Regions from separate parts of the Homo sapiens genome. Here region 2 is linked to region 1. Evidence: chromatin contacts called from ENCODE Hi-C data. All regions are on one chromosome and are shown on one strand. The core of a region is the stretch at or near the end of the contact, and the rest is flanking DNA. Distances in the headings are between cores, read along the strand shown.

Region 1 (4,949 bases), core at 1,538-4,037:
CTCTTCTCTGGAAAGGACTCTTAAACACAGAAGACAGCCTCACTGTCACATCTGCGCTATGTAATCTGTCCTCACCCAACCAACCCCAATAAATGTTAGCCCTGGGACAGGCACTGGGTGAAGTCCAGCCTTTCAGAGTTCTTTCCTTCTCTGAGGCACAATATGTGATGTGAGACATGCAAGCTACCTGTAACTATGAAACCCAACAAATGGAGTAAGACAATATGAAAAAATGGAACTAATAAGGAATAAGAAACAAAAGCAAAAGATAGAACTACAAGTTGTTCCAGGTTCCAATTGTCCCCGAGTCCCAGGTATATCCTTCCCCTTCCCAGCAATATGAGTTATTCCATTATCCATTCAATAAACTATTTTTCCCTAAGATTAATTTAAGTTAGATTTCTGTCATTTATAAACAAACAAATCCTAATATACAACATAACTGAGCTATAAACTTCTGGAAATAGAGACCATGTAATTCATCTATGTATCACTACCCACAGTGTCTGAAATAATACCTGGCACAGAGTAGATGCACAATAAACGTTTGCTAAACTAAGCTACATTAAACAATTCATGTATGTTTGACAAAAGGAGAAGGAAAAAATAGGAACAGTGGGAAAAGAAAAACAAAGAAAGGAGTGGAAATAGAGAGAACCGGAATAACTCTACAGTCAATGAAAGAGGTAATGATGACCTAATTGTTTGCTTTTTCGCATATTTCAAAAAGCATATTTCAAAAGCAGCCACCATTCAAAGCAGCCCAGAAATTATCAGGACTAACCCACTTAGCACAGGTAGATAAGGTAATAGAATGGGAAGCCAACAGATGTTAAGTAGGAAGTTCAGAAAAGAGAAATGAAAGAATTGCTAAGAAAATATGATGAAAACCCAATAAGACTAAGGCATTAAAGAAACTGGAAGATGAAAGTTTCTATTATCTATTCTTGTCCAATATCTACCTTTATCACCAACAGTATGTAAAGTAATATGCTAGGTTTTATAATAATATAAAATCCAACAACAATCACTGCCACTCAGTGAAATCAACAGACGTGCCAGAGATACTAAATTCAGCAACAAACTATATGCAAAAACACTGTCTTCACTAAAATTTTATTCAGGTATACGTCAGATAAAATAGTATATAGTTTTTCCAACTACCAACTGATATCAAAAAAAGCTGATACCATTGAGGCATTACATGGATGTTTAGCTAAATCTATAGTGCTTCTTGATGCTCTTAGTTGTTTTTCACGTTCTCGGCGGTTCTCAGCCTTCTTCCTCGCACCAGTCTTTTTTTTAGGCATTTTCCCCTATTTTGACACAAGAGAACAGAAAAGATATAATTGACTGACTGCATTTACTATTTTAATAAACTAAGAAATAGTATAACAAAGTGTCCTTTTTCTTGTTAAATGTTAAACTCTATCCTTTCGATAGTTAAGCACATTCTAAGCCTTATGAAACGTTAAGCACATATTATTCCAAATGAAGCGGGTGATCCTTAACGCATTTATTGGCACTAACGATTCTAAAAATGTAAACGTCAAAAAAATTTACCCTAAAAGACAAACTAGTCTTCTTTTCCCACTAAGAAAAAAGTTTCTCCAATGATAAAGTATTCTGCACCTCATTAAAACAAATGAATCATGTATCATTAGCAAAAACAAAAAAATCATTAATAAGAGCATTATTTAGCCAGTTTATATCACTTTTTTGAGCTATATATTCAGATGACCTGACGCTGCCAACACCTTAAGTATAACAAGTTTAATTTTTCCTATGTAATATGTAAACAAAACATCTAACAGTCAACAAATAACACTATTTATTAACTACAAAGTCAAAACATTCTGAAGATATTTAAGGTATTAGTTGCTCTGACTTTAACAAATGCTCTTCCCTCTACACGCAGTGAGCATGTAATTTTAACGGGGTTCAAATTTACGTTTAAGAGTATGTTTAATTTTCATCATTTAGTTGAAATACAAGATTTTTCTAAACTGAAGTTTTCTGAACTGAATGCTCAATTAAAAAAAAAACAAAACAGGTGGTAAGCAGTACGGTAGCAACTGAAAAATAGCCAGATTTAATAGGTGGTTATTTCGGTAACGTAACGCCCAGACCACTAAGGCACCATTCCAATATGTAAAATGACAAAATCTAGAGGGCGTGCTGCCCTGGCCAAAGAACCTCAGAAAATAATCACGAGGTGATCATGCGGATTAACTTTCTGCGTCCTCAGAGATATCCTCTGAATCCTCTGATAAAGTTAAATCTCATTTTTTTTTCCCTCCAGTTTGTTCTGCACGCTCAAAAGAGTGAATCTTCTTCTCAGCCTTATACGGGTTCAAGCCCTTTTCCGGTAACACTCCAACTTCTTGCATGCACTGCGTGTGTCACCAAATGAGGAAACAGGCACGGGGCACTGCGGCTTTAGGAGTCCAGCCTGGAGCTGGAGGACCCAGTGGGGCGGAGGGGCGTCCAGGGGAGAAGCGGCGGAGGTGCCAGGCGGCTCGGGGACCCGCAACGGGGACCCGCAACCGTCACCCGCCCGCGGGACACCCTACCTCGTGCGCGCTCCGGGCAAACCTCGCTCACTTTCGCCGGGAGACCGGACTCACTCAGGGGGCCGAGGGACAGGGAATGGCGTGAGGCCCACCCGCGACAGCAGTAAATCCAACTCGTGGACCAGGACTCCGGGAAAGAAGGTACTAACAGCCAGGGAGGCTGACAGCCGATTCCGGACACTAGGAGACGGACCGGACGTCCTTTTACGACAGCAGCGCCTTACGGCTGACGTCATAGGACGGGAGCCGCCCACCTCTGTTCGCTCCGCCCCTTCCCCGCCCACTCCTGCGGGGGCCAATGCCCCATTCCTAAGCAGAGGATCTGCAGAAAAGGAAGGGAATGCGAGGGAAAATAGGGAAGCAGAAGGAGGGAAAGCAGGGGAAGGCCCCCTCAGTTTTACTTTTTTAGAAAAAGGAGAAATCTAAAAGGAAGAGGAAAATGAACTCACAGACTTGGTACTGGATCAATTGACTCAAACAGCAAATTCATGTTGAATTCTGTTGGAAACCTTTCCCCACCTCTACATCTTGCGTGCCTCACATCCCACCTTTTCTTGGTTGCTGCGCAAACTGTGCCTTCAGTTGCCTGATGAACTTCCGTACCAGCCTCCCCTGTCTCTTATTTCTGTTATGCCCTCTGGATTCCATTCCTTTGTGAACAAATCATCCCACATTCTCTACCTCTAATGTGTAATCTGCCTGCTTTTAACTGAAACCTGATGATCCTCCCCCTGCATCAGAATCTCCTTCCGATCAAGCACCTCCACCTTTGCATAGCCGACCAAGCTGGGTTTCCTAATCTCTTTCGGAGCTCTGCCGCACTTAGGATTCAGTACCAGGCCTATTCCTGTGCTTTTCCTGCCCTCCCCCTGCAGGAGATAAAAGCCTCTTTATTTGGACCAAAGAGGCCTTCTGGAATTTACTCTTAGATTTTGATAGCCAATTAACCATCTCAGCCTTTTGCTATTTTCAAAGAATCAATTTTACTTAGCAATAACAGTCAATGCCACTGTCATTAAGGTTACTATTTCCCTCATAGTTCTCAAATGCCTGATACATTTTACCTACTCGTATATAAATTAGAATACCACCCCAGTTACGTTAGAATACCACCCCAGTTTCATTACTGATGAAAGTTGTAACTATTGCACTGTTACCTTGTGCCGAGGTCTGTGTGTCCTACACCTACCACCGAGGGGGTCCTCATTGATAGTCACATGGCCTGTGATTCGAATCATAAATCCCATCTTAGCCTAACTTGAACCACTCCTGACACCAACTGTTTTAGGTTGGCTTCCCCAGGAAGCATACTCTGAGTCAGAGAAGAGTATAATGAGTATGTTAGGGAATGCTTTGGGGAACAACATCTGCAGGAGAAATGGAAGCAGGATTGAGCAGAGGGAAGAGTTGACCTGCAGTGACGTCTCAGTGAAGGCCTCGTTTTGAATCTGGGATATCCCTTCAGAGTTGTCTTGAGTTAGGGGAACTGGGCTGGACCTTTATACACCTATGACATTTAGTCACTGGATGAACGCTGCCAAAGGAGAAGAGTGCAACCTTGGGTTAAAGGACTCCTGAAGATGGCCAAGAGCTGGATTGTGTTGGCTTGCTGCACTCTCAGCAGCTCAGGAAATAAGTCTTTCATTGAGGAAGAGGGATCTGGGTAGTGCCTGCCAGTATTCACTACCAAGAGTGATGGCAAAATAAATATTCTGACAAAGACAAAGAACCTTTACTATTCACAGATACTCAGTGAAAGAATTTCAAAGGGCAGTCTTCACAAGATGAAAATGGAATTTAAAAGGCAGGAGGGAATACAAAAAGTAATAATAATCAATTTATTTAATATATAGGGTAAATCTAAAACATTATATAAAACGACAAAATTATAATAAGCAATTTGGGATATGAAAATTATAAGGAACTGAAATATTCTATAAATTCAATGCAATTCAAATCAAATCCTCATATAGATTTTTTTAATGGAATTTGGTTAATTGCTCTCTCAAATTCATAGGAACAATTAAAGATTGAAAAGCCCAGACCATTTTAGTTATACAAGCAGAAGGATACTTTTATTTATTATAAAGCTCTAGTAATTAAAACAATATTGCATAGTTTCAGGTGTCAGCAAATAGACAAATGCAACTGAATAGAAAGCCTAGATACAGACTCACATACATTTGGATATTTGGCAAATGGTATGGGTTGCATTAGCATCAGTAAGAAGACAGGTATTATTCAATAAATGAGGCAAAGACTATTGGCGATCCATATGGAGGAAGATAAAATTAGATCCCTATTAACAGCACATATTTAATAAGTCCTAGGTGGAAGGACCTAAATATACAAAGCAAAAATAAAACTATTTTAAGA
Region 2 (4,949 bases), core at 1,133-3,632, 870 kb before region 1:
TTCCCACTCTGCTCTATCGTCTGTGCTTGAACTATCTTAGGCATCTTGAGGAGACTGGAGTTTAGAGTTGGAGAGCCATTTAACAAATCATCTTTAGATTTTTTGACATGACTTTAAATTGTTTGGAAATTCTGAAATCAAATTATGAATGCTGTCTTTAAAAAAATATAAACAGGAAAAAAATATGTTATCGTCGTATTCTTCTCCCTGAACACCATATTCCATGGTCTCCAATGTATAATGTTGATTGAGGAAATTTTGAAGAATTTTTAATATATTGCTTTGGATATAATTTAAAAATTACTTTTAAAGTTTGTTTTTTTCCTTTTGCTATGGGTGATGCAACCTTGAAATTTGTTTAAGACAAGGCACTGAAAGTGTGTATGTCAAAAATATTCAACGCAGACCAGGATGGGATCTTGACATTTGATTTTTTTGTATTGCCTTCTTCATAAATTGAAAATTGGAAATGCAATTTAAATAAAGCTGGTTTTGGTGGAGTTTTGTCTGTTCTTATTTTTCAAGATTTTACAGTATCTAAAACAACATAATTTTCAGTTTTAAGATATCTCAATGGCTTTTACCTAATTGCATTTGTCTGCTTGCTAGTACAGTTAACTATAATTATTTTAGAATTAATTGTAGAAGAGACTTGATGTTACAGACTATAGTACTCACCAGAGTAGGCAGTGAAAGCAGTGTTCATCATGTTAACTTTTTCATACTTAGAAGTACAAGCTCTTTAAACTGTTTTTATTGTAGCTGTTCTGTTCTGGTTGCTTATTGCCAGATAACAAGCTACCTCAAGTTTACTGTTATAAAATCAGAATCATTTTGTTTATGCTCACAGATTCTGTGGGTTAGGTATCAGAAAGGGAAACTGGGGATGGTTTCTCTCTGCTCCATGATGTCCATGACCTTCAGATGAAAGGAAGAATACCTGGGGGCTGAGAACTGGAGGCATCTGGAGGTTTCTGTACTCACATTCTGGCACCTGGGATAACCTCACTCAAAGGCTGGGCTCAGCTGTGACTGTTGACTTAAGCACCTAAACAAGACCTTCCATGTGGCTTGGGCTTCTTCCAGCATAATGGCTGGGTTCTTATAGGGAGCATCTCAAAATGAGGAATACAGTCGGCAAGTTCCAAGAGAATTATCAGGCAGGAGAGGCATAATCAATTCAGACCTGGCCTCAGAAGCCACAGATCATTACTTCTGTCATACTTCATTAGTCAAAAGATAGTCAGAAGCCCACCCAGATTCAACCTGAGGAGACATACATTCCACGTCTTTCAATAAAAAGTGTCGAAGAATGTAGAACTATGTTTTAAACCCATCACTGCAGGTGTGATAGATTTGCTGCCCTCCAGAAATACTCTGACTTGTCCTTTCCTCATTCTAAATCAACAGTACACATTTGTACTGTGGCTGGTCAATGTTGAATATACATATATAACAATTTGCTTACCTTAGAATGCTTTTGATTGCAAATGACAAAAACTCTTAATTCAAACTAGCTTAAACAATAAAGAAAACTTGCTGATAAACCTCACTGAAAATTCTAGCAGTAAGGTAGGTTTCAAGAGAGGGTTGGTTCAGTGACTCAGCAGTATAAAACAATATCTCAGGATGGGCACGGTGGCTCATGCCTGTAATCCCAGCACTTTGGGAGGCCTAGGCGGGTGGATCACCTGAGGTCAGGAGTTTGAGACCAGCCCAGCCAACATGGCGAAACCCGCATTTCTATAAAAATACAAAAATTAGCCAGGCATGATGGCGGGTGCCTGTAATCCCAGCTACTTGGGAGGCTGAGGCGGGAGAACCCCTTGAACCAGGGAGGCAGAGGTTGCAGTGAGCCGAGGTCACACCACTGCACTCCAGCCTGGGTGATAAAGTAAGACTCTGTCTCAAAAAACAAAAGCAAACAAAAAACAATATCTCCTTTGTATTTTATCATTAGGCTGCTCTTATCTCTTATGTTAATTTTATCCTATGTCTGGTCTTGTGGCTAAAAGATGGCTGTTATGAGCTAACCCCACACTCAACCAAAGGGCTAAGAAGAGGTTCCTTTCCTCTTCAGGAGCTTCACTCAGCTGGAACAGCACAGGCCACTTGCATATCCTTAAAACAGTTGCTAAGATGAGAATTTAGTGCCAACTGGTTTAGATCATGTCTATTCGTGAACTAGTCTTGATTTCAAGGGGTATGGATCACACAAATGGACGTCAGAGTGGGAGTGTGGTGCATCCCATGGCAATTTTGTATCTGCCACTTAGTGTGGGAAGTGAGTAGATTAGGGACTGGGAAGGCAGCCATAATTTCTGATTCATCTTGGAACAGTTTCTGGCCACACAGTTATTTGGCCATAAGAGAATGAAACTATTTGACATCATTAGCATCACAGTTCAGTGAGCTAAAAGGCCACGGTTCCATTCCTGTTTACTTATTAATACCCTGCCTGTGATTCAGGTCGTCAAAGTCAGAGCTCTTCTTGTTGAAGAAACCTATTTGACCTAACAAGGAGGATATAGGCCCTAAAACCTGACTCTCAACTTGATTGTTCTGTTCCATTGGGGAGGTACGAGAATAGTCATGGGGTTTGTGAATGTTTGTGACTGGGGTGTGTGACTGCACGTGTGTGAGGAGACTGTTTCTTACTTTGGATACATTCTGACTTTTACCTGAGAAAGTAGGCTTCCCCTCTGAGGCTGTGAACTCTTTTTTAAGTGCTACTAATATCTTCTGTTTTTCAGAGGTGACACAGAATTTAATAATGTAGCCTTTTCTGCCAAGAGTTTTATTCATTGTTTTCCATTACTGGTCAATGACGCATGACCGGATTCTTGCCCTTATTTTGCAGTTGAGGAAATAGGGACAGAGGGTTAAGCAATTTGCCTAAGACTACACGTCAAAGCAGCAGTAGAATTGGCATTAGAAATCACTTTCCTGGAATCTTGGCTCAGTGCTGTTTTTGAAAAGCAATTATAAAAGTTTCAAACAAAAAAGAACAAATCATACATAGCACACATTTGGGAACCCATTGCTCAGCTTTGGAATTTTCGTAAGAAACAAATATTTACAGATAGGGTAAAAGCTCCCTTTGTACCCCTCCAGGTTACCACCCTTAATCCTCCCCTCCTATGAGAACATCAATATCCTGAATTTGATGTTTTGCATCCTCATACACATTTTACTCTATATTTATGTATCCATAAAAATATGGTACAGTTTTGCACATTTGACTATATTATTGCTGTTGTTTTGTATGAATCTTTCTATAATTTGTGCTTTTTTGCTCAATATTGTTTTTGTGATATATCCATGTTGACACATATGGCATTTGTGTATCCTTTTTACTTATATTACTTTGCATTAATATATTGGTTTATTCTTACTCTTTATGAACATATTAAAGCTTTTTTGCTATTTAAAATTATAAACAATAATGCAATAAACATTCTTGTAACTTTTACCTCTGAATACTTTCTTAAACTCCATTTGAAAAAAAAAAGAATACTATTATGGAGATATGCATAGAGACTCAGCTGCCCTGTCTAAATTTTGTGTTAGAATAATGCAGGACTGAGTAGCAAAAGCAAGACTCTTTGGCTATATTTACATTTGAGGAGACACAGTCTAAGCCTAAAACCAATTCACGTTCTGTGTACACCACAATTTTCAGTTGATACATCAGGATCTATCATTACATCTTGAAACCTCACCTATTAACAAACTGGCTATTATTAATGATACTGCTTTCCTGAACCAGACCTGAATTTCTGTGGTCTGCAGAATTTTTATTGGGTTGAAAAAAAAAAAAATGGCAGCAACCCAAGTATTGGGTTGATAGAGGTGTGCTCTGAATAAAGCAAGTTTTGTCACTATAGAAATAGAAATAGTGGCCTAAAAATGTTAAAAAAAAAATCAAAATTACTTTTCTTGTAAGAAGCACACCATGGGAGAGGAAATGAAATTTCCATGAGACATCATGCCTGTGTATTCTAACACACTCTCTTTATGAGGTGGGAATGGGGAAAGGATGGCCAGGTGCTTGATTTACATTTAGGATTCTTATAGTCTGTTTAAAATGGCTTATTAAAACATTTCCATGTCTATAATGAAACAAAATTATTTTGATAAATCATGCTCTGTTCTGGAGTCTCAGCGTTCTGAAGAATTTGGTCTATTGTGTTAATACTAGAGCTGGTTTTAGTACTACCAATGGTAAAAACATCAGCAGAGATTTGGGAGAAATTACTGGTACAGCAGTTAAGAGACAAAGTTTTAGCCTTGACTCCTCCTCTGACTATGAACTTTGTGAAAAAGTCACTTCAGTCCCAGTCACTTTGGACATGGGGTTGCCCTAACTCAGGGCTTTGCAAATGTTTTATGTTGATCCTAGGAAATGTTAAATAAATGTGGTGTGTTGGAACTACAATTTTTGAAAAATTATGAAATACAAAAATTTCGAGTGCAATGTATACACTAAGGGTAAATATCATTTCATAAGGTTTTTGTTACAGAGGGGTGTGTGTGTATGACTGCTGTGAGATGTTTGTAAAGTAAGCTTTTTTCTTTTTATAAATTGAGGTATTTTTGATAATTAAGGATTAGGTATACCTAAGGCATACAATTTGATGATGTATGATACATATCCATTATTAAATAATTACCATAGTCAAACTAATTACTACTTCCTCACCTCAGATATTTATCACTTTCTCTCTCTCTCTCTCTGTGTGTGTGTGTGTGTGTGTGTGTGTGTGTGTGTGTGTGTGTGGTGAGAACATCTACAATCTACTCTGTTAGCAAATTTCAAATACATAATAAAGTATTGCTAATTAAAATTGCATTGTTATGTATCAGCTCTCCAGATGTGATGTCTTCATCTCATGTTAAAGGAAACTTCTTATTCTGTATTGCTTTCAAAACTGTTTGAAAGCCATTTG

The links. A loop is a pair of places that touch in the nucleus more often than their neighbours do. Pooled maps may share reads with other maps.
Region 2: a map of endothelial cell of umbilical vein shows a loop between it and region 1 (5-fold over the local background). The contact joins the enhancer-like site here to the promoter of ZNF330 in region 1. A Hi-C loop is called at or near these places in 3 of 168 maps with a recorded cell type or tissue (IMR-90, ascending aorta and endothelial cell of umbilical vein) and 6 of 50 pooled maps.

Annotation. Positions count from the first base shown.
Region 1 is chr4:141,218,733-141,223,681 of GRCh38, reverse strand. ZNF330 (zinc finger protein 330) reads right to left here and starts at 2,787. Exons shown (of 10, transcript NM_014487.6): 1 at 2,574-2,787; 2 at 1,191-1,316. The coding sequence starts at 1,310. RefSeq lists enhancers at 1,991-2,495, 2,496-3,002.
Region 2 is chr4:142,089,269-142,094,217 of GRCh38, reverse strand. All of the region lies in intron 23 of INPP4B (inositol polyphosphate-4-phosphatase type II B), which reads left to right. Among named protein-coding and RNA genes, the nearest start is that of IL15, 460 kb to the right of the region's middle. Within about 2 kb of position 2,382, at least 10 of the 41 ENCODE cell types and tissues checked have a DNase peak (open chromatin) inside an H3K27ac peak, as active enhancers do; they include ascending aorta and endothelial cell of umbilical vein, where a contact is called at or near this core.